Linked DNA regions of Mus musculus: region 1 is linked to region 2. Evidence: chromatin loops called from intact Hi-C (ENCODE). Cell type or tissue: heart. All regions are shown on one strand. Links, peaks and the distances in the headings refer to the core of each region. The heading gives the core; the rest is flanking DNA.

The links. A loop is a pair of places that touch in the nucleus more often than their neighbours do. Peaks named below come from ENCODE experiments on the same cell type or tissue, not always from the same donor. Only the 100,000 strongest peaks of a DNase experiment are listed, where the experiment ranks them.
Region 1: a loop joins it to region 2, with 2.6 times the contacts of the local background. A loop is called at or near these places in 3 of 42 quality-filtered maps.

The regions. Positions count from the first base shown.
Region 1 is chrX:150,471,920-150,484,307 of GRCm38, reverse strand. It overlaps a transcript of Tmem29 not described here and a transcript of Apex2 not described here. Among named protein-coding and RNA genes, the nearest start is that of Tmem29, 19 kb to the right of the region's middle. In heart, for the core only: CTCF peaks have their summits at 5,734 (motif pointing left), 6,067 and 6,275 (motif pointing right); a DNase peak (open chromatin) is centred at 6,007; H3K4me3 peaks cover 705 bases; H3K27ac peaks cover 664 bases.
Region 2 is chrX:152,142,985-152,155,372 of GRCm38, reverse strand. It overlaps Iqsec2 (IQ motif and Sec7 domain 2), which reads right to left and starts at 11,105. Exons shown (of 15, transcript NM_001114664.2): 1 at 10,194-11,105. The coding sequence starts at 10,900. In heart, for the core only: CTCF peaks have their summits at 3,447 (motif pointing right) and 7,722 (motif pointing right); DNase peaks (open chromatin) are centred at 6,502, 7,762 and 8,992; H3K4me3 peaks cover 1,190 bases; H3K27ac peaks cover 261 bases; H3K27me3 peaks cover 4,458 bases.

The sequences.
Region 1 (12,388 bases), core at 2,563-10,562, 1.7 Mb after region 2:
GTATCATTAATAGTATCAAGGATTGGTGCTTGTCCATGGGAAGGGTCTCAACTTGGGCTGGTTATTGGTTGGCCATTCCTTCAGTCTCTGCTCCCTCCCCTGTGCCTGCATTTCTTTTTTTTTTAAATATTTTTATTAGGTATTTTCCTCAATTACATTTCCAATGCTATCCCAAAAGTCCCCCATACCCTCCCCCCTACTCCCCTACCCACCCATTCCCACTTTTTGGCCCTGGCGTTCCCCTGTACTGGGGCATATAAAGTTTGCGTGTCCAATGGGCCTCTCTTTCCAGTGATGGCCGACTAGGCCATCTTTTGATACATATGCAGCTAGAGTCAAGAGCTCCGGGGTACTGGTTAGTTCATAATGTTGTTCCACCTATAGGGTTGCAGAACCCTTTAGCTCCTTGGATACGTTCTCTAGCTCCTCCATTGGGGCCCCTGTGATCCATCTAATAGCTGACTGCATTTGTTGACACAAATTTTAGGTTGAAAGTTTTGTGGGTGTGTTGGTGTCTCTATCGATCCATTGGGGTTCCTGTCTGGCTACAGGAGGTAACCTCTTCAGGTTCCATATCCTCAATGTTGTGAGTCACAGCTGAGGTCACTCCCATTGATTCTTGGGCACCTCCCACATCCCATCCTGGAGATGTCCCTCATCTTCTTACCCAGTCAGTTGTAGACTTAAATTAATTTTGATGGCTGTGTAGCCATCTCTTCTGTCCTTCTTTACATCTGGTCCTGAATTTCCCCATTCCCCTACCCACTCCCTCTCCCTCCCAGTTCCTCACCTCCTCCTGCCTCTTATGACTTTTTTATTCCCCTTTCTAAGTGAGATTCAAGCATCCTCGGTTGTGCCTTCCTTCTTTAGCTTCTTGGGGTCTGTGGGCATCCTGTATCTTATGTCTAATATCCAATTACAAGTGAGTACATACCATTCATGTCCTCTTGGGAGTGGGTTACCTCACTCAGGGTGATTTTCACATGTTCCATCCATTTGCCTGCAAAGTTCATGATTTTTTTTTTTTTTTTTTGTTTTTGATAGCTGAATTGTATTCCATTGTGTAAATGAGCCACATTTTCTTTATCCTTTCTTTAGTTGAGGGGCATCTGGGTTGCTTCCAGTTTGTGGCTATTATGAATGAAGCTGCTATGAATATAGGTGGAGCATGTGTTCTTGTGGTATGGTAGAGCATCTTTGGGTATGTTCTCAGGAATGGTATAGCTGGGTCTTCAGGTAGAACTATTTCCAATTTTCTGAGCAACTGCCAGATTGATTTCCAGAGTGGTTGCACTCCCACCAGCAATGAAGAAGTGTTCCCCTTGCTCCACATCCTTGCCAGCATGTGCTATCTCTTGAGTTTTAGATCTTAGCCATTGTGATGGGTATAAAATAAAACCTCAGAGTTGTTTTGATTTGCATTTCCCTGAAACTATCTCCATTTTTAGATTAGGAAAACTTTCTTCTATGGTTTGTCGAAAATATTTTCTGGGCCTTTGTTCTGGGTTTCTTCTCTTTTCTCTACTATTATTCTTAGATTTGTTCTTTTCAAGATGTTCCAAATTTCCTGAATGCTCTGGGCCAGGAGTTTTTTTGGATTTAACATTTTCTTTGAGCAATGTATACATTTATTTTTTTTAAAATTGAATATCTTATTTTATTACATTTCACATGTTATCTCCTTTTTAGATTCCCCATCCCCAGAAACTTCCTATCCCATCCCTCCTCCTCCTGCTTCTTTGAGGGTGCTCCCCCACCTACCCACCCACTCCCATCTCACTACCCTCACATTTGTTTCTTTTAATGGTTCTTCAATGTCTGGGGTTTTCTCTTGTGTCTCCTGTATTTTGTTTATGATATTTGCCCGTGTACTTTCTATTTGAGTTCCTAAGGTTTTAGTTTCTAAATTTCCCTCAGTTTTCCTTTTTTTAAAAAAAATTTATTCTATTTCTGTTTCAGAACTTGGACATTTTTATTCATTTCATTCCAGTGTTTGTGTTTTCCTGGATTTCTTTAAGGGATTTATTCATTTCTTCCTTAAAGACTTATATCCATAAAGTCAGTTTTAACGTCTTTTTCTTGGGCTTTTGCTAGGTAAGTAGGGTTTCTGGGCTCTAGTGGAGACACATTGACCTGGCTCTTACTGTGTTTTTATGCTGTTGTCTGGCCATCCGGGATTGCAATTCTTGGTGCTGATATATGGTCTTGTCTTTGTTGACTGGTTGTTTTGCTTCTTGGTTTCTGTTTACTCTCTGACTCTTAGGAGAGTGTACTGTCTGTGTGTTGCCTGGTAGGGAAATCTGGGTCCTGATAGGTGTGGGCACTGAGGGTTCCAGGTAAAATGTGTTTCTGGGTATTGGTAACTGACACTTAGGAGTGGGGATGGGCTGCTGCCGCTATCAGGGAAATTAGGATGTTCCACCAGGTTCTGCATAGGTTGAGGAGAGGCCACAGCAGAGGGTCTGTTATAGAGTTGGGGATGAGACTGGGGGATTGGACTTGGAGGAGCAGAGGGAGAGATGAGGATCTGCTGTCAGCCTACCTGCTTCTCTGGCTCGAGAGGCCTGTGGGTTCCCAGGGTGTGCCTGATGGAGTTGGGGGCTGGAATTAAAATGGGGTTTTGGGGATGAGCAAGGAAAAATCTGCGTGATCTACTAGAGGCAGGGAAATGGGAGTTGGAGGAAGTCCAGCAGGTATTCTATTGCAGAGCTGTGGATGAGCCTGGTAGATTTGAGGTTAGGTTAGTCTACCCTCTTTCCCGACTGGAGTTAAGTTGCATTTTAAAATAGTGTCTTAGTTAGGGTTTTACTGGTGTGAAGATATACCATGACCAAGGCAACTCTTATAAAGGACATTTATTTGGGGCCAGCTTGCAGGTTCAGAGGCTTGGTCCACTATCATCAAGGTGGGAGCATGGCAGCATCCAGGCAGGTTTGGTGCAGGAGGAGCTGAGAGTTCTACATCTTAATCTGAAGACTGCTAGGAGGAGACTGATTTCCAGGAAGCTAGGGTGAGGGTATTAAAGCCCACACCCACAGTGACAAACCTACTCCAACAGGGCCACACCTTCTAATAGTGTCATTCCCTGGTCCAAGCATTTACCACATCACAAATAGCATGTTAACGTTATCAACTATATAGTTATACATATGCTTAAAAATAACTGAGCATACTTAGCAGAGATGAGACCATGATCAAGAAAATGAAGAGGCCTATCCATCACACTCCCTGCAATTTCTCTAAATGCAGGAAACTCAACTCCACTTTGTATGGTAGTAGGGGTTTGCATTTACACTCTCCCTCCAAAAGTGCAATGTTACAACATAGTGTTGAATATACTAAGAAGGCTGCTTTCCTTCTTTTGAATTTTGGGCCCAAAGGGTCCAAGAGAACCCCCAAACAATATACAATGTCACCATTTCTCTTGGTAGCTTTCTAGAATCTGAAGGTTCCTATTACTGAAGAAAATGCAAACTTCAGACACAGGACCTAGAGCAATTGAGCTGAAGGACCTGAAACTCTGCTCCTGGGGCTTCCATGGGAGAAAAGCAACCGACACTCCTCCCCAGATGTGAAGCCTAAACTACAACAATGGCCACTGTAGCATGATATTCCCAAAGGTGCAGTAGTGGCACATGTCTCAGAGATAACCAGTTGCCACCTAATTGGACTTACGGCTCATTCAATACAAGGGATTTCATGCCTGGAATTATATAGACTTAGCCAACTCCCCATGGCTGCTGAAGCCATGGTACCTAGGTAAGAACCCACTACTTCCACTGTCCTAAATAGGATGGTATTTAACGGCATTCTAAATATTCATCTGTATATGCACAGGGGAAAAATGTAGACCTCTTCATCAGAGAAGCTTCTCTTTACAGCAGGTAAAAACTTTTACAAAGATCTGTCATTAGTCAGAATGCATAGAAAAAAATGGCAGTGCTTTGCCCCACCCTGATTGATATATCTATAACAGGCCCTACAGGGAGGACTCAGGAACCATCTTGGAAGAAGGAGGCAGATAGATTGTAGGAGCCAGAGGAGCAGGTAGTAAGCTGTGAGACTGTGCCTTCTGAATATGACAGAGAAATCTCAACAGTATGGTCATCTAAAAAGACCTGAACAAGGACACCAATTGACATGCCACTGGATTGAGAGCTACCTCACAAGACCACAAATTGAGCTGAAGAGCTACAGGCAATTTAGCAACCGCCAAGAGAAGGTCAATAGGTCGTTCCCCATGAGCTCCAACCCCAAAGAGGTCATTCTTTTTTTTTTTTTTTTTTTTTGGCATTTTTTTTTATTACGTATTTTCCTCAATTACATTTCCAATGCTATCCCAAAAGTCCCCCATACCCTCCCCCCTACTCCCCTACCCACCCATTTCCACTTTTTGGCCCTGGCATTCCCCTGTACTGGGATATATAAAGTTTGCGTGTCCAATGGGCCTCTCTTTCCAGTGATGGCCGACTAGGCCATCTTTTGATACATATGCAGCTAGAGTCAAGAGCTCCGGGGTACTGGTTAGTTCATAATGTTGTTCCACCTATAGGGTTGCAGATCTCTTTAGCTCCTTGGATACTTTCTCTAGCTCCTCCATTGGGGGCCCTGTGATCCATCCAATAGCTGACTGTGAGCGTCCACTTATGTGTTTGCTAGGCCCCGGCCTAGTCTCACAAGAGACAGCTATATCAGGGTCCAAAGAGGTCATTTTTTTTTATATATATACTTTTTTATTAGGTATTTTCCTCAATTACATTTCCAATGCTATCCCAAAAGTCCCCCATATCCTCCCACCCACTCCTCTACCCACCCATTCCCACTTTTTGGCCCTGGCGCTCCCCTGTACTGGGGCATATAAAGTTTGAGTGTCCAATGGGCCTCTCTTTCCAGTGATGGCCTACTAGGCCATCTTTTGATACATATGCAGCTAGAGTCAAGAGCTCCGGGGTACTGGTTAGTTCATAATGTTGTTCCACCTACAGGGTTGCAGATCTCTTTAGCTCCTTGGATACTTTCTCTAGCTCCTCCATTGGGTGCCCAATGATCCATTCAATAGCTGACTGTGAGCATCCACTTATGTGTTTGCTAGGCCCTGGCCTAGTCTCACAAGAGACAGCTATATCAGGGTCCAAAGAGGTCATTCTTAAGAACATACACATTTGAGCAACACTAATGGAACTCTGAAGATTTTATTTATATATTTTTGTGTTTGTGTGTGTGTGTGTGTGTAACAGTAATAAAAGGGTCACTAAGAGGAAACAGATGAGAGTTGGAGGAAGAAGTGTAAATACAGAAATATACAAAATAGAAAAACTTTAAAAAAATTAAAGTTCTCTATATAATACACTGGTATCCCCCACCCTAAACTTTTTGCTGCTCCTTCATAACTAATTTTGCTACTGTGATTATTCCCCAATGTAAATGTCTCAGTATTCCAACTCAGGACAAATTGGGGGAGGAAGGGGGCGGGGTGAGGAAAAAACTTTAAAGTGGAAATAGATGTTGCTGGGATGCCAAGGAGAGCCCATAGGAAAAATTCCAAATTGAAAAGAAGTGTACTTTGTACAGAGGCAATGAGCAGAAAGTGGCTTAGTTTATTCTCAGTTCAGACTGACTCAAAGCGTAAAGCAGCAAGGGGGAAAAAAAAAAATCCAGTTTACAATTTTTTTTAAACACAAAAGGCGGGGGAGTAAGCGGATAAGGTTTTGGTGTACAACATTGCCACCTAGTGGCTTGAGAAACTGAAAATCGTTTGCAGCCCAAGAAAATTATTTCTGGGTTTACGAATCACCGAGTTCGGTCAGCGGGGACTGGATCGAGAGTACACTGGATCGAGATCGAAAGTGAGGCGACGATAGTGGCAAGGCAGTATGTCCCCTGAGCAAACACCTTGCTTATATGTAAAAAACTGGAGAGGACAGATGCATAAATGAAAGGCAGGAAAACGCCCACAGCCGCAATGCGGAACTATGTGTCATTAGTGTACCAGCCAATCCAAAGACGATCTAGCTGAGTCTCAACTTGTGTCCCGGACTTCCTGCTGCTATTGCTATGGCTCCGAGGGCGGGACTAAGGAAGGCCGCGTAGCCGAAAGCAGGCTCCCTTGGCGCCCTTAGGTCCTGTAACCCTCTGTTCTGAAGGTTCCCTGGGCTTTCTTAGCACCTATAAGTGCATTCTATAGTCCCTCTCTTTTTATCCGGTCTGGCTCCCCGATTCCTTGCTGTCGGCGGTGCTGACGCGCAGACGTGCACGTCATATCTAGCTTTCTCTGACCAGTAGATGGCAATAGTGTTCTTTGCTGCTGCTATGTTCTGGTTCTCCCCCGCCCTTTGTGCTTGAAAAAAATAGAAAGACTTTTACTTTTTTCCCCTCCTTTTGTAATGCATTCCGTTCCTCTGTCTTTGCTTGGGTAAGGGCTGCTTGCCTAAGACAATTGGGTTTTGTCCTTCTGAACTCTTTTCCTGCCTCAAAACCACCACCTGAACTTTTCAACTTTATTATTATTTTTTACCCTCTAAACTGAGTGGCCTAGGCACCTCACCTCCTCTGCTTTTGGCTCCTCTAAAAGGCTTTATTTCTTCAACTTGTCCTTTAATCTAGGGACAGTTATTTGATCTAGGACAAGTTATTTCAATATAGGCTTCATTTAACCTTTTGACATTTCTGGAAGTTTATTACAATTCTTACACACAGTCCCATTATTCCATGGTCAACATTAATTGTATTTTCGTTATAATTGTCTCACTTTTTTTATTTATACCAGTACATTTAAAATACATAAACATCAGTATTTGCACCATTGCTGTATCATATTTATGCAATCATTACACTGAATCCCATTTACATGTATAACTGCTATGTGTAACATTACATTTTCCCTTTTATATTTTATATTTCCTTGTCTTAGTAATCACTTTGAAAGAGTGAACCTTTTTCTTCTAATGTGGCAAAAATTTTTAATAACTGATAATTTTTCAAAAAATACAAATAAATCTTAACTCCCTATTTTAGTGGTAGGTACCATAAAGTATTGCTTTGCTTTCTCATTCATCTTATAAAATTTCTTTAACAGCATAGCAACAGAACAGTGCCTAACAGTTCTGTGGATCTTTCAGTCTCTGTCTCTCTGTCATTAAGAAACATCATTGGGGAGATGCCCCAGTTGGTAAAAATCTTTGTGCAAGTCTGAGGACCTGAGTTCAGATCCCCAGCACATACTCACTTATAAACTGGCCATTGTGGTGCATGCATCTGTGAGGATGTGACTGCTCTGAGGTACGACTGAAGGAACGGCTTTTATTGTATGTATGAAGAAGAGTACAGTGAGAGAAGAAAGTCATAGACTAGAGGTTTGGGAAACAAACCCTAGAGGGCCAAGAGAGTAGGGGCTATAAAGTGGGTGTGGCTGAAATGACTGGGCTATATAGGAATGAGGACCTGGGTTGAGGAAGCCCACCCAGGAGCTGGAGAAATTTAGGGTAGGAGGTGGGGTGAAAAGAGCCACAGGTTTTGAGTAACACAGAGGAAGTCTGGAGGCCAGCAGGGCTTTGGTATGCTACTTGGTACCACAGAGAGCCATTTGTGCATTTCTTTTGGACCTGACAGCATGGCTCTGTAACTCTAGTGCCCAGTGAGTGGAGACAAAAGATCTCCAGGTTTTAACAGCCAGTGAGTTCCAGGTTCGGTTAGAGACCCTGTCTCAAAAATACAGTGGCGAATCACCAGGAGTTGGCATTTACGCATACCAAACCAACACAACAAACGCCTAGAGGCATTATTCTCTAAACTGTTAAAGCTCATGCATAATCGTGTATGGTCTCTGGGGGAAAATGTAGACTAAATTTTTAGGTACTACTCTTATGATACAAGCAAGCATCTAAGAGTTGTGCTTCTATTGGGCTTGAGTGTGGAGAGCCATGAGCAATTGCCATCATGAGCCTCCGCTGTGCCTAACTGGTAAACAAGTAATGTGGGCAGGTGCAAGAGTAAATTTGTGCCAAGTCACTGCCCATCCCGGGGCGTGGCGACGAGGCCCTGGGAGAGCAGCCAATCAGGTGTGGACACGCCACACTAAAGTGTATATTAGCAGCGCCTTTTTGGTGCTTGGGGTCTCCTCTTCATGTTGAAACTGGTGTAATAAAGTTGCTGCAGAAGGATCCGGTTTCTCACGCGTGTGTTCTTGCTGGCGAGACAATAGCATGTGTGAGACTTGAGGGGATGCAGGAGATGTAGACAAAGTGTAATTTTCTTTTTAAGAATTTATTATATGTAAGTACATTGTAGCTGTCTTTAGACACCAGAAGAGGGCATCATATGTTACTATGGATGGTTGTGAGCCACCATGTGTTTGCTGGGATTTGAATTCAGGACCTGATGAAGAGCAGTTAGTGCTCTTACCCGCTGAGCCATCTCACCAGCTAAAAAAAATCTCAGTTAGCCCATGCTGGCCTCCAACCCACTTTGAGGTGAGAGAGTGGCCTTGAACCTTGGCTCCTCCTGTCACCATGTCTGATATAAATTTGAATTTATAACAAATTGATATTTTTTCAGAGATGAGTTATTTATATGATTCTCAAGTCTGTGGTAACCTAATTCATTATTATAGATAATAAAAAGCTCAGGATTTTATATATATTTATAGTTTATTTCCTTTTTAAAAGATTTATATATTTATTTGTATGAGTACACTGTCACTGTCTTCAGACACACCAGAAGAGGGCATCAGATCCTATTACAGATGGTTGTGAGCCACCATGTTGTTGCTGGGATTTGTACTCAGGACCTCTGGAGGTGCAGTCAGTGCTCTTAACTGATGAACAGTCTCTCCAGCCCTGTAGTTTATTTCCTACTATACTGATTCTTTTTGTTGAGGGCGAGCTGAGGCGTGACTAAAGGCTTTGTTCTAGTTTTCACAGCTAAGCTGTTTTCCAGTATAAATATTTTGTTCTTGTAAGATGTGTAAAGGTCCCAGAAACAAAACCTCTCCTGCATTAAAGATTTTTCCGAGGCTTATTGACTGGTGAGAACTGTAGTCCTTGAGAGCTGGATTGTTATAGGTACAGAGTCAAATTAGCTTGAGTTATCTTTAACCCCTCAATAGACATTCCTTGCCCCTCAGAATTTGATCCAGCATCCTTCAGACTGTCAAGTAAACATAAATAGACCCTTAGCTTCCAGCAACCAAAACTCTTAAGTGTGTTGTCAGATAGCACCTGAGGCCTATAGCAGAGGGTTTTTAGCGTCACTGTACCCTGCTTACTGGATACTTCCACTGATATCTTTGGAGAATACCATGATTGGAGACTGATCTGGGTGAGAGACCAGATCTTTTGGGTTCAGGCATCATCTTAGAGAACCTGGCCTAAGGTTGAACTCAAGTGAATAGGCCAGTACCTAGCACCAGTTTCCAGGTTATTCCCCAACAAATCTGCACCTCCAGGTTACAAGTCTGCTCCTGGCACTTCACTTCCTAACAACCAGCAATCAGGAGGAAAACAGAAATGAAGTTTTGGGCCCAGCACCAGACAGTGATGTTAAAGGCCATAATGGTCCCCCAATCAAATATGTGCCAGGCTGGATATCTGCTTTTTGCCTCTATAAAGCTTACCTGAAACTGGGCTCCAAGCGGCACCCTCCCATTTTAATGCCTTAGGGATTGTGGTGTGGCCCAGGCTCAAGCTTGAATAAAGAGACCCTAGTGTGATTGCATCAGAATTGGCTCCTTGGTGGCCTTTTGAGGTTCACAAATGCTCCCTGGCACAACAAGGGCAACCCTGCCCCCAGGCACACACACTTTTTGGAAAGAAAGAAATGACCTTATCCTTGAGTGAAGTCAGTTCCAATAGGGGAAAGTCTGGCTCTTATATAATCTCCACTACCAGTCCTTCTGTCCAGTGAACACCACTGAGGCCAATTTCTTAACGATCTAAGGCATCCTAAGGTCCCCTCCTCCCATCTACCGCAGTTCATAGGGAGACAGAGGATCCAGAAGAGACATCTCATGAGCTGTGCACATGTGCTAGACAAAACTCGTTTCTTGGCTTCCACAGCGTTGTCCTTGTATGTTTTAGGAATCTCTTAATGCTGACAGATCACAGGTTAATAGAGGCTGTAGCTTAGCCACCTCACACTCCTTCCAAACCAGCATGTTTCCACTACCTTCTGGGTTCATTTAATACTTACATGTGAGTAAAACATATCACATTAGAATTATTTTTAAAAATATCTGAGGATGGAGAGTTGCCTTAGAGGTTAAGAGCACTTGTTGCTCTTGCAGAGGTCCCTGGTTTGATTCCCAGCCCCAATATAGTGGCTCCCAACCACCTGTAACTACAGTCCTAAGGTATCTGACACCTGGCTTCAGCAGGCACTGGGCATGCATGCTGTGCACATACATACAGGCAAAACACTTGTGTACATAAAGGGATACTTTGAAAATCCCCATTCCTTGCTGGTTTGTATTGTTTCCTAGCATGTCTTGTCTTCCATTCTTGTGCTGGGAGCAGGAAAGCATTCTGCAAACACATATACTGTAGAGTGCAACAGGCCAGGGAGACCAGTGCACTACGGTGTACTTCTTGTTGTGTTCTAAGACCCTTCATAACTGACTTGATATTTGTGTGTCACCATAGCTACAAGACTAAATTAAGGTGTTGATAGCCTCTGCTTATATAAATACTCCAACAGCTCTTAGACTGTGCCCTTACAAGCACAGATAGTCTGCTATAATTTGCTTTATCACCAATATTAGCTATTACATGGAGCGTGCGTCTGTGTGTGTGTGTTATATGTGCTGCCAAAAATTGCACATACTTTACTCATGTCTTGCTTTTTAATTGTGGTTGTCTGGTATTTAGATGATTCTAAATGATTTTTTGGTAGTTAAGTCTGAAAGCCCCACTTTCTTTTCTTGGTGCTTTGGTTGAAGTCCAGGATGGGGTGCAGGCCAGACAAGCCACACATGCTTGTTTTATGGCTTCACACTTGGCATAAAATCAACCTCTCCTGTTTTCTCGTGCCCCAGCTAAACTCTCTAAAATGTCTTGAAGACACCAAACAAATGAAAATCCAGTGACCGGGCAGGACTTTTGCTAGGCCTTGCAACTAAGTTACTAATGTGTCTTGAGGCTATTTAAAACTAGGTACTCAGTTGGCTGTCCTACTATGTGCTTAGCCTGTTTAAGTTTAGCCTGCCTTGAAGAGAACACTGTAACCGATCCTCCTATGGCTTGGGCTTTCCATGTAACCAGTTTTTAAAAAAATCTATGCTAAATACATAGATTATACCTTAAACTATGTGTTCTTCCATGCTTAGAACTCTGACACACACACACACACACACACACACACACACACACACTTTGCTCTCTCTCTCTGTCTCTCCATCTCTCTTTCTCTCTCTGTCTCTGTGTCTCTGTCTCTGTCTCTCTCTCTGTGTGTGTGTGTGTTTTGTGGTAACCATTTGCTGAAAACTGCCAACATGTTGAAAGCAACCTGAAGGAAAACAAGTATCACATAAATGTTGCGAACAATATGTGCCTGTAGTATCTATTTGAGATTTTGAATGCTATCTGGGTCAGTTGGAGTAAGTAAACAAACCTCTTCCCTTGAAAAACTATATTAAGGATTTCTGTAAAGTGTTCCACATCTCTTTCCCATACTATGCTTTTTGAGGTGTTCAATAAATATAGAGTCCAGCCCTTTGTTACAGAGACATAAACAGGGGCAGACAGCAGACTGGCAAAAGGCACTGAAAGAAAGGTGGAGAATTCAGTTTTGGACTCTGGGAGGAAGACTCTTGATTCTTAAAGTGGTTTGATATCAGCTGTTGAAGGGTGCTTTGTTCACCAACTACTTGGGAAAATCTGAGAACTTCCCACTACTTCCAAGGCTAATCTTGGCAGGATTCTAATACACAGTTCTTGGTGTCTATGCACTTGTGATTTAGTACACTTATATGTTCCTGTGTTACTCTCACCCCACTTTGACCTTAGCCTTCTCATTTATTCTGATAAATCAGGGTTCTGATTTATTAATCCCCCAGGCAACATGCTTTCCATCTTTGGGTAGGGGACAAGTGATGTGGCAGCTGTGGAAACAGATCTTTTCAGATCTTTTCTTCAGAATAGATGGAGGGCCCAAGAGCTGCTGGGAGTGTCATGGCAGAAGCAACTAAGGGATGGTGTCGCTATTGAAGGAGGAGATGAGATATGGGCTGGAGTAGTGGGAGATACTAGGCTGGAAGAAAGGGAATGAAAGGACCATTCATGAAGTTCTCAGTTGCTTCCAAGACATTATTGGAGACACCTGAATATCTTGGTCAGCATCATCTGTTATGCTATATACACCACAGTTCATAGCCGATAACATCAGACTGGAGACAGTA
Region 2 (12,388 bases), core at 2,845-10,844:
CCTGGCTATCAAGGCAGAAATTGCGTCCGAGCTGCCTCAGATACACCAAACAAATCCTAGCAAGACAAAATCCAGCAGCAAGAAGTTTGGTCCTAAGGAGCCAAAATGGAGCAGAAGGCCAGTCTACCATTCAAGCTTCATCCCCAACAAGTCACCTAGTCTCTTGGCGTCCTAGCTTTCCTCTTTCTTTCATTTGGGTTTTCTATAAGTAGAACACAAAACAATTCCACCTTCCTAAGATTTTAGAGCAGGAAACAGCACATTAGAGGGAAGCTGCTCTGAACATTGGCATTAATACTAGAGAGACTCTTGCAGTCAGGACCGCTCTCCCCTGCTCACACCTCTCCCCTGCTCACACCTCGCATGGCCCTAAACAGTCTTTTGTCTCTTCTGTTCTCAGTCTTCTCACCTGCAAAGTAAATCTCCTTTAGCCTCATACTTCTGGCCCTTCCAGCTCCAACACCTGACATTTACAACCCTGCTGATCATGAATGATTGCCATCTCTCTGAGCTCCGGCAGCGAGCTCTGTTCCCTTCTGTGATGGTATGTGAAGAATTTAGTGTCATTTCTATTCTCTCTCTGGCACCCAAGTGAGCAGGTCTTTTTTTTTTTCCTTTTAATGAGATCTACTATCTTAACAAATTGTTTTCTTTTTAAAATTAGTTTCATTGGGCTGGTTTTTTCTTCCTTCCTTTCTTATTTTTATCTACAGGGCTTTGGCTGTCCTGGAACTTGAGATTCACCTCCCTCTGCCTCTCCAGTACTGGGACTAAAGGCTCATTATATAATATTCACATGTGGACTCTTGTCCTTTGCTCATATTCATGCCCCCAATGCGCTCTCTTACATTTCTCTCCTCCCTTCACTGGTGCCCTTCTTCCCTGCAAATAGTCCCATTTTTGCTTTCATGTTACATATAATTGTGTATGCACGTGTGTGTGTGTGTGTGTGTGTGTGTGTGTGTGTGTGTGTCTGTCTGTCTCTGTGTGTGTGTTGTGTGTGGGCATGCCTGAGGTTGATGTTGAGTGTCTTCCGAATCAGCTCTTCACCTTATCCTTGAGATAGGATCTCTCACAGAACTTGGAACTCACTGACTGGTTAGACTGACTAGCTGACAAGATTCATGAATCCTCCTACAGGGAGGAGGGGGGGTGTCTCCACATCCCAGCGCTGGGATGACAGGGGTGCACCAAAACACCCAGCTTTTTAGTGGGTGCTGGGAATCCTATCTCAGATCCTCACAATTGCACAACAAGCATTTTATCCACTATGCCATCTCCCTAGCCCACATATATCTATATCTATATCTATATCTATATCTATATCTATATCTATATCTATATCTATATCTATATCTATATCTATATCTATATCTATATCTATATATTAATGCAGTTTCTGCATATGAGAAAAACATACAAAATGGTCTTTCTGTGTCTGGCTTATTTTGCTTAGCATGATTTCCAGTTCTATTCATTTTTTCTTATAAATGACACTACTTATTTCTTTTTAGGGGTAAATAAAACTGCACTGTTTATATATACACATTTTCTTGATTTATCTGTTAATAGGCATCTGCACTGCTTCCATATCTTGGCTTTTGTGAATAGGAGTGCAGATCTTACCATCTCTCATCTAGATTGTTATATGACTTCTTCACTAGATGTTTTCAAGTCTATCTTATGACCTGCACTTCTAGGGAGATTGTTCCAAAATGTGACTTTCAATATACTGTGCAACAGACACCTCTCTCCCTAGCTTAAAACTCTAAATTTCTTATGTCCTCATGATTTGGGATGACCAATGCTCCAAGGTCTCCTCCTTTTTGATAAAGCTCCCTGTCTCTCAGGTGCTGCTCTAGTTTGCTTTGACTGATAAATGTCTTGCTTCTCTTTGCACTTATTTCATGGATGGATATACATGGATGGAAGGCTGTTCCCCCTTCCTTAACGTCTCATTTGGCCCCAATTCCCAGCAACCTACGTGTAGTCCTCTTTTACCTAGACAACTCCAACTTGTCCTCTGAGCCTCCATTCAGAGACCACCTCCTGTAGGAAGCCTTCCCTGATGTGTCTGGGCAGCCACCAATCCTTACGGTACTTCCTGTCCGTCCCTCTGGCAATATCACATTGAATACCACTGTATTTGTATCTGTTTCCACAACTGCTTTCTTCACCCTGAGCCCAGAACCATGCAGTGCAAATACACCAAAGCCCACTTGTTAAGGGCACAAGGTGCCACATGCACCAGACACACAAATATTCACTTCGTTAACCTCTCTCTTAGAATTGTGGGGAGTGCTTACATGGCCTCTTACTCCTTCCCCTCACATAGCACAGAGCTTTACAAAACTATCGTTAGTAATGATGTTTATCAATAAACAAACATGTACTGTGTGCTGTGATTGGCTTTGTCATATTCAATTTTTCACAAGCACAGCTGAATTGCGTTACTCAAGAAGTGGCTAACACAGCAGATGTGCAGTTGTGTGAGGTGCCAGTTAGGTACATCACATCATATATAACAACAGCAATTTTTTTCCAATGCTGGGAATAAACTGAGCTCTACCCTAAAGAGAAAATAACTAATTTATTTACAATTCTTCCTCATGGCAAATGTTTATTATTCTTCAGGGAATACAACAGAAAGTGAGCCCAGGCCCTTACACATAGTAAGGACTACACCATAATCTCTAATGACAGTAATTCTAACATGATTATATAGAAGAAAACCTTGGCTTGGGTGGAGGTTTAAGAGAAAATGACCCCCATAGACCCATAGTGATCTATTAGGGCACTATTAGGAGGTGTAGCCTTGTTGGAGTACTTGGCTTTGTTGAAGGAGGTGCGTCACTAGGGATCAGGCTTTGAGGTCTCAGAAGCTCAAGCCAGTTCTCTTTCTGCTGCCTTCAGATCAAGGTGTAGAACTATTGGCTCTTTCAGCACCAAGTCTGCTTGCATGATGCCATGCTTCCTGCCATGACAATAATGGACTAACCTTCTGAAACTATAAGCAAGCCTCGATTAAATGCTTTCCTTTATAAGAGTTGCTGTGGTCATGGTGTCTCTTCACAGCAATAGAGACCCTACGACAATTTGATTCAGGTGAGTGTAATACACTGTAACCTGAGATCCAGTAGGAAATCATAAGACCTGGATATACAGTCATACTAACCTTTTAAGAAAGCACAAGAACCATACAACTGCACTCTTATTTCCATGCGCCAACAAAAAAAATAAATGAAACTTATAGTCTAAAAAAGATCACATAATGCCACATAAATGCATCTTCTATGAGTGAAGGGTACCTCTCGGGTGATGGTGGTGGTTCATTTACATCTAAAGCATGAGAGGAACAATCCCAATCAGTCATATAACTGGCCTAGCCATCTTTGTTTTGGCTAAGATATGATAGGACTGTTTTCACGGTGTTTGTCGCATTTCGCCTCTAGGGGGCAGGGAAGTATCATCTATTCTTGTCTAGCCTTAGCCGATCCCCACCAAGGAGGAAATAAGGCATCTCTTCACCTTTCTTCCCTGTGACACTGGCTCCTGCCAGGGAAGGAACCAAAAAGGCCAAGTCTATTCCCACCCCAAGATGCTGTGCGTGGCCTTGGTTATCTTCTCAATAAAGACTGGATGGAAACAAAAAGGGGAAAAGAAATGGAAAAATTTATAAATCAACAACTTGTAACCAGACTTGGGTGAACTGCATACAGGTCCTGTACAGGACTGCCTGGTTCACTCAAGGGAGAGGATTTTGTTCCAAGGATCAAGAATGTCGCATGACACAGACATGGCATGCTAAGGAGATACAATGATGAGCAGTTGGTCTGTATATTTTTGTTTGGTTGGTTGGTTTTTGGGTTTTGGGTTTTTTGGTTTTTCGAGACAGAGTTTCTCTGTGTAGCCCTGGCTGTCCTGGAACTCACTCTGTAGACCAGGCTGGCCTCGAACTCAAAAATCTGCCTGCCTCTGTCTCCCAAGTGCTGGGACTAAAGGTGTGCGCCACCACGCCCGGCAGCCTGTATATCTTTAAAAGTCTCATCCAATCCTGCTTCTCTGTCACTATATGAATTGGGAGACCACTGGGTGTAAAAGGCAGGAAAGTCATAAGCCAAATGCCTCCAGGGAGCAAGTGGAAAAGGCCAAGAGAATTTTGAAGTTGACATTTCTCTCAAAAGGAGTCCAGAATAAAGAAAAACTGAGGTACTGGGCCATTAGCTCACCAGGACTTAATTAGACATTCATGTGTTTACTCAGAATTGACTGGGCAGCTATGTGTTATGCAAAGTACTTCCAAGTTCTTCGGCCCTTTGTTATGCCCCCTGCACCAAGCACAGAATCCAATACAAAACTTGTACTCAATACATGTCAGTTAAGTCACAGGGTTTCCCAACCTTCCTGATGCTGGGGCCCTTTAATACAGCTCCTCATGTTGCAGTGACCCCCAACCATAAGATTATTTTGTTGCTACTTCATAACTGTAATTTTGCTACTGTTATGAATTGTGATGTAAATATCTGATATGCAGGATAGCTGATATGCAACTCCCAAAGGAGTTGCAACCCACAGATTGAGAACTGCTGTTTTAGAGGCTAGTAGGAGGCACAAGATGTGAACAACTACGGAGGTATTGTAAAAAGCTAGACCTGGGGCTAGAGAGATGGTTCAGTGGTTAATAGCATTAGTTGCTCTTACAGAGGACCCAGGTTTAATTTCCAGCACCCACAATCTGTAACTGCAGTCCCAGGGGATCTGATGCCCTCTTCTGGTCTCTACAAGCAGAGAATGCACACTGAGCACAGATGTGCAGGCAAAACTTCCCTATACATAAAGTTAAAAAAAAAAAGGTTAAAAAGAAGATAAAAAGGATAATCTGCTCATTGCAAACGCCAAGGATAAACTGAGCATTAAGAACAACCAATAAGGGCTGGTGAAATGGCTCAATGGTTAAGAGCACTGACTGTTCTTCCGAAGGTCCTGTGTTCAAATCCCAGCAACCACATGATGGCTCACAACTATCTGTAATGGGATCCAATGGACTCTTCTGGTATGTCTGAGGACAGCTACAGTGTACTTACATATAATAAAAAATAAATAAATCTTTAAAAAAAATGAAGAAGGACCAACAAGGGCTTGGGAGATGGCTCAATAATTAAAAGTACTTTTCGTTCTTCTAGAAGACCCAGGTTTGATTCTCAGCAACTCACATGGCAGCTAACAGTTTCAGTTCAGGGAATCTAGTGCCCTCTTTTGGCCTCCATGGGCACATATGTGGTACACATACATACATGCAAGCAAAAAAAAAAGCCACAGACACAAAATAGAATTTTTTTTAACAAATTAAGGACCACCAAATAAACACAGGAGAGGTGTGAAGAGGTGTTAGCTAATTCAACCTTAAAAATTCAACCAAAGATGAGGGAACAGCATTAGTCAAATCACAGAGACCTGAGTGAGCTGATGATGGCAGCACAAGGCTAACTCAAGTCTGGACTGAGGACAAGGGACTCACAAAAATGAGAGAAGGGGAATCTGTGGACAGAAACAGAAAGACAATGAAAAACATAGGAGCCAGACTGAAGACATGGCTTGGCTCCAGCTATTCAGAGGCTTAACAGAAATACATGGTGGCAACAATCAGGAGGTAATTGTAAGAGGGAACCTCTGTCGGAGGAAAGCCGGAGTCGTGACTATGGTCCATGTCTCTAAACCCCTCTTCTGGCAGGGAACAGTGCATTGAACGATTGAGAGCCATACAATTCTAGGTCTCATCAGCAGGTTCCTTTACAGCTCCTCTCTGATTCCTCATTTCCTCATCTGAGGATAGCAGTAACACCCACCTGGCAAGGGGTTTGTGACAATGAGATAAGACATGGGGCTGCCTGATGGGTAAGAATGTCAAGAATGCTACAGGCTCTGGAGCCCAGCCTGGGTTCCTACTAGCTCTTTTGTAGTCCTGCCACGTATTCACTTAGGGACCTTGGCTGTGTTACCTGAAGTTTCTAGACCTCAGCTTCTTCATCCGTAAAATGGAGTTAATAACAATTTACATAAAGGGATGCATGTGAAGACAGAAGGAATGATTCCATGGGAAGCACATAGAAGGCAGTGTCCAGCACACAGTAAATGCACTAAAAAAAATGTTAGCTATTATTACATAAAGCTGCATAGGATAGTGCCTACCACCCAGAAAGCTGAGACTCAATATGAACAGGGCCTCTTCACCATGCTCCAGGCTTTTACTCTGCCCCCAGCAAATTCAGAGGCCATAGTAGGTAGGTGGACAGAGAAAGAACAGGCAGCGAACGTCAATTGAACACCAAGGGACTGTGCACTTCTTCAAAGCACCTTCCTCTACTGCCCAGGTCCTCAAACAGTGGCCTGGCTCACTTTGGTCCCTCTATCCTCTGAGGAACCCCACCCTTTCGGTTCACTTTGTCCTCTGTACTGTCTATGGCCTGACTAAGCCCGAAACCCTGTCTTCCTGGCTGGTGGGAAGAGGGCTCTGCAAGTGCCAAGAGCATGGTGTTTGCTAAGCCTGGTGGCCCCTCCTGCTCTGTGAACACAGCCAAGAAATATTTGTGGATGACAACAACCCCATTCTTGCCCCAGATCCAGACAGAGAAAGCAAGACTCCCAATTCTCCTTAAACTTAACGTTATCATTTTCTCCCATACCAGCATAATGCTCACAACACGGCAGAGGGGACAATAAATAGTTTCCCTCCTAAAAGGAAAGAGAGACACCCTAGAAAAAGAATCCAGCACGCCAAAGGGGACAGACTTCCCCCAGAGCCTCACCCTGGGATTGCTCTCACGTATTCATTTTCTCAGTAGCCTGGGCCCCTATGGGGAGCATGCTGACAACCCAGCACACGCACATGATGATAGTTCAGCAGTGAAATGGTAGGACTATGCATCGCCCTGGGTGCCAAGAACACCACGCTGGCGTTCTCTAGGTTCAGTATCTAAATGTGAGCTAGCTTGCACAGGGGGGTGGGGTGGGGAGGAGGGAGCAGAGGATAGACAGTTACCACTATACTGGCTTCAACCCACCACTGCATACAGCAGAGATAAAAGCTAGGCCCATGCAGAAAATGTAGGAACAGAGCTCTCTTGGGCACAGGGCACTCAGCAGTGAGTCCTAGCCTCTAGAAATCATTCTATGTGCCAGAACTGTAGTGTGTTGGGGGTGGGGTGGGGGGGGAACCAAGCTTAACAACCAAAAAAAAGATCTCTTTTTAAATCATGGCAGGAGGTGAGAGCTCCACATAAAAAGATCTGAGTATTAGTCAGGATCAACAACTAGTAAGCAAACAACTAAATCCTCATGTAGCAGTGACCAGAAGGAGGTAGGGACTCATGTTGCTTTCTGTCACACTAGGAAGGCCACACCCAGAGCCTGGCAGCAGAGATTCTGGCATTCTGGAACCTGTCCAGAAGAGCAGTAGGGAAGGATGTGGGAGTCCTGGGTAAATGATCCGAATAAGGATGGGTGATGCCCAAAGCAAAGAAGGCCCAGTTCACAGGAACGGGAGCATGTTGTGTTAGTAGCATGACCTCTGATGGACATCACTTCTCAGAGCCCTGGGTTTCTTATGCTGTGACATGATGGTAATGACAGATGCACAAAGGGTTGTTGGGAGAACTGAGTCTGGGGCAGAACAGGCTCCCAACAAGCTACATCTTGACCCAGGCCCTAGTCTTCCTAGTCTGTCCACCAGAGGGAGCCTGGGGCCCAACAGAGCCCAGCCTGTACCAGCTCTGCCTGTCCTCCCCCAATGCTGCAGCCTCAGCTGCTGAACTCCCACCCTGCCTGCCCGCGCTTCCAACAGCAGCCTTCTCACCCACTCCTTACAAACCCAGAACAGGCCTAGCAGGGGAGTCGCTTGCAGCAGCATTGGTTACAGCAATGGCTACAGGTTCTCCTGACACCGGGCAAGGAGGAAGGTGGGAAAGAGGAAGACAGCTGTCTTTTCTTCTCATCAACTCCTCCACTCATTCCAGACCCATCTCTTCTAGTTCAAAACCTGGAGATACCTAAGGCTCTTTTGGCTTTTCCCAGTTCAGTACCTCAGCAGGTCCTGAGGCCAAGACTCCTAGGAGTAGTTAAGCTGTAGGGAACAAATAACATGCCTTTAAGACAGGCAGACTTAGATTCTAGTCGCAGCTCCATTAGCAAATAGTAGCATAACCTTGAATAAGGCCCCTTCATCTTGAAGCCTCAGTTTCTCCCTCTCTAAAATGGAGTTGCTGATGCTCACTGAGTGGGCTGGGCTGTGAAGTCCAAAGGAAGCAATCATAGATAGGCAAGCAGTTAATATGTGGTTGAGAGAAACCCAAAGTGTTATTTAAACCTCTTTATTAGCCAGTAGGAAATGTGATGCAAGGGATTCCAACAAGCAACCTGGAAAGTGTACAAAAAGAAGGAAGGAGTCAGAAGCAGGCCCGCAAGGATGGCAGAAGGGCAAATGGGCTTCCAGCCAGCCAAGAAAATCAGACCTGATGTCTGCAGGGTAGAGAATCTGAGAGCAATGGAATTCGGAAATTGAGAAAGATTCAGGTCTTTTCATTGGGCTTAATGCTCAAATCAGGAACTATATGCTTCCTCCAGCTCTCTCAGACCCCCTTTAGACTTCAACTGGACCACTCAGGCCAGCCACCACCCCCATCCCTTGAGGCAATGTACTGCATCACAACTGGCTAGGTTGAAAAGTTCTCTTGATTTTATCTCAGATGTTCCCTCTGTTCCTGGATCTGCCCCCTGGAGCCATACATATTGAGGTTGCTCCCTCCATCACAGGCCTGACCCCTCTAGAGAAGTCTGCAACCAGGCTCAAGGACCACAATGCCCCATCCAGTCTTTCTCTGCCCCCCATTCTGGGGCTGTCCTTCTACCTCAACACTCAGCTGAGGGTGCACTGCAGTGGAGCCCAGCCAAGCCCTCAAGCTGCAGCTGCTGCTCCTGGGGCCCAGCCATCTCAACCCAGCACCCCAGCCTGCTGCCTCACCATGGGGGAGTTGCAGAGAGCTGTCTCCCGGCAGATTTCCTGAGGCAGAAGGCTTCCCCACCCCCAGCCCAGCCTCCAAGAGACACTCCACTAGTTGTGGCACATGGTAGGACCAGCTGAGCAGTGAGAGGAGGGGGAAGCCTGTCCATTTGCTAAAGGACTTCAGACTTGCTCTTTGGTGTGGTTGGGTTAGTAACATACCCATTGAATCTCAGTTGGCAGTCCCTGGCTTTAAAAAAAATATCTAGGGGAAATCATAGACTGGCAAAAGAAGGGACTCAGTCAAGGTCACAAAGCCAATCTGCAACAGAGCTGGAAGGGGACGCCAGTTCTCCCATCTCCCAATTCAATGTTCTTTTCAGTATAGCAGTAAAGCAATAGGAGGGCCTTTAGGGCATCCCTGTGAGCCTTCGTGCCCTTGACTCACAGCCTAATACATTTATCCCAATCAGCACACAATGGGATCTACATAGGAAAAGTAGATCCTGTCCATGTCCCATCAACTCAGAAAATATTCCTAACCTGTCTCAGACACATGTACAAACCCCAGCACAGGTCTGAAGCTGATCCAACAGATGGGAGATCTATGGACTTCCCTTCCTGGTAGGGCTCTTTAAATGGGTGTTGTTTTTCTTGAAGGGTGGAGACCAGCTGGACTTTGAGAAACTAACCAAGGGCCTAGCCTCCATCTTTGCTCCCCCATCTTTGCCACCATCACCCCCCCTCCCCATGCCAAGATGTGCTGCAGTTCCATTCTGGTCCCCACCTGCCTCGAGACGAGATCACCCCCCCCCAAAAAAAAAAGGTGTGTAGGAGTGTTTCTCTCTTTAGGGGGCTTGAGTTGATACCACCTCTGTCTAAAAATTATTTAATCCATCCTCTGGAAAGGATACAGCTAGGGGCTGAAGAAGTGGAGGGAGGTAGTGGGAATTGCTTTAGTCTCTAACTGGCTTTGGTTCTACAGGGAAAAGAAGCCCGCACTCGTCTGACCAAACCAATGTGTGGTGGCTAGGGAAAGCATGTCAGCCGGTTGAGGAGAACCTTCTCCCGATTGGGACAGGCGAAGCAGGAAATGGGATCAGGCATGGGCTTCATATACTTTATCTGCCAGCTAAGTTGGAGAGGGATCTAGAGGGAAAGGAATGGGTGGGGTGGGGGCCGCAAACACATTCCTTACTTTCTCTGGAGGGTTGTAGCCGGGCTGGTGCTGGTACTGGTGCTGTGACCTCCGCCAGCGCCAGGACTGGAGCTTCTGGATGCGCCACGACTCAACTGGCCCCGCTCCCGCGGTGGCCGCTGCCCCACGCCCACCGCCGCGGAATAGCCGGCTTCCTTCTCGCGGCCCGGGTGCGCTGGCCCAGCCTCCCTCCCGCCACGCTCGCGACCCAGGGCTGGGTTCTCATGGTGCAGGTGGCATTGGGCCACGTCGCGCTCGCGGGCTGTGTAACCGGTAGTGTCCTGAAGTTGATAGGAGGCTTCTCGCTCCTTATCCCGATAGATAGCTTCCCGGTTCTGGTAAGCGCCATCCCGGTTCGGGTAGCCCACGTCCCGGGACGCCTGGTGGAACTGGCTCTCCCGCAGCTCGCGGTGGTGGAACTGGGTCTCACGCAGGTTCTGGTACTGGCTTTCGCGGCCAGGACTATCCCGTGCGCCAAGGGGGTCCCGGTGCAGTTCCCCACGGTGCAGCTGGCTCTCCTCCCGCAGGTCGCGGTTCTCCTGGGTGAGCTGGTCCAACTGGCCCTCCAGCTCTTCTATGCGCCGCCGCTGGGTCTCCAACAGCTGCTGCTGACTCTCGATGATGTTGTTCAGCTCCAGCAGGTACTCCACCGCCCGGTTGGGGCTCTCAGATCCCGGGCCACCCGGAGGACCGGACCCCGCCTCCATCCTGGCGGCCCAGGGACAGGGGAACGGGCAGGAGAGCCCAGTCCCCGCTCGCTCACGGCGCCACCCTCCCCCGGGCCCAGCCGGGGGAGGGGGCCGGCGGGACGCGAGGGCGCGCACCGGGCTCGGGGGCCCGGGGGCCCTAGGGGGCCCGGGAGACAGCGCTGGGGCCGGCGGCACGGGGCGCAGGAGCTAAGGCTACCGCCGCCGCCGCCGCCGCCGCCACCACCACCGCCACCGCCACCGCCAGGGCTCGGAAGGACGCGGCCCACGGCGCTCCGCCCGCTGCGGAGTCACTGCGCAGCGCGGCCGCGCGGGACCGCCCCGGCCGCCGGCCCGCCCCCCGCCCCTGCCCCCACCCAGCTCTCCCGACCCGCCCCCGCGCGCCCCACCTGCAGTCGCCACCAACACCCTAGCTGGACCAGCCCCAAAGCACTGGCACCTCAGCTGGATGCCAGCCTTAGCTCAGCCTGCAGGAGATATCTCCATTCCAACTGTCCTGGGGTCTTCACCTAACAGCCTAATGAAGTCCTCCAACCTATTCTAATATGCACTGGCCCAACAGGCCCAAGACCCAAGCCGTCAAAACACCCAGCCCAGGCAGTCTCCAGACTCAGTCAACTCAGACTTCCAACCCCTCAGTCGGCCAACCCCACTCAGTATCCCATTCCTTATCCCAGCTGGCTTCTTGTTTTAGATGATCTCCTTCCAGCTCCATGACAATCTCTTGATTTTTCATTACAACTAGTCAGTCTATAGACCATTACTCCATCTCAGTACTTCTGCGTTTCTCTAGCCTTGTGATCCTCCAGCCCACCCAGTCTGTAGTTCCATATCCCAGACAGTCCCTGGAATTCAACTACTACTACTACTACCACCACCACCACCACCACCACCACCACCACCACTAACCCCCCCCCCCATACACACACACACATGTAACTCTTCAGGCATTTACCTTCAGCCCGCCAACCTCTAAATTCTTCATCCAAATCAATGCTCAGATTTCCAATCCTATCCGACCCCAGGATTCCCTATATTAGCCCGTTACTGGGTCTTTTGACCAAGGAAGGCCTTTTTGACAAGGGTCTTTTTTTGATCATTGATGATCATTTCCAACAAGCCCCAGGACTCCCCATTAGAGTCAGACTTGATGTCAAAACATCTTTCTTCAACCGTCATTTTCTAATCCCCATGGAAATGGCATCTTCTTTCATTCCACCATTGCCAATCAGTGAAGTTTTATCTTTTCATTAAGACCTGAATCAAATTCTCAGCATGGGTTTATAATACCTGTGCTTGTAAGGTTAAAGCAGGAAGACTGCTAGTATTTAGAGGCCAACCTGAACTAAGTAATGAGTTCCACACAATCCTTAGCTACAGTGTGGGATGCTATCTCAAAAAACCAAAATAACAATAGAAAGTTAGGAGCTGGAGAGATGGTTCAGAAATTAAGAGCACTAATTGCTCTTCCGAAGAACCTGGGTTCAA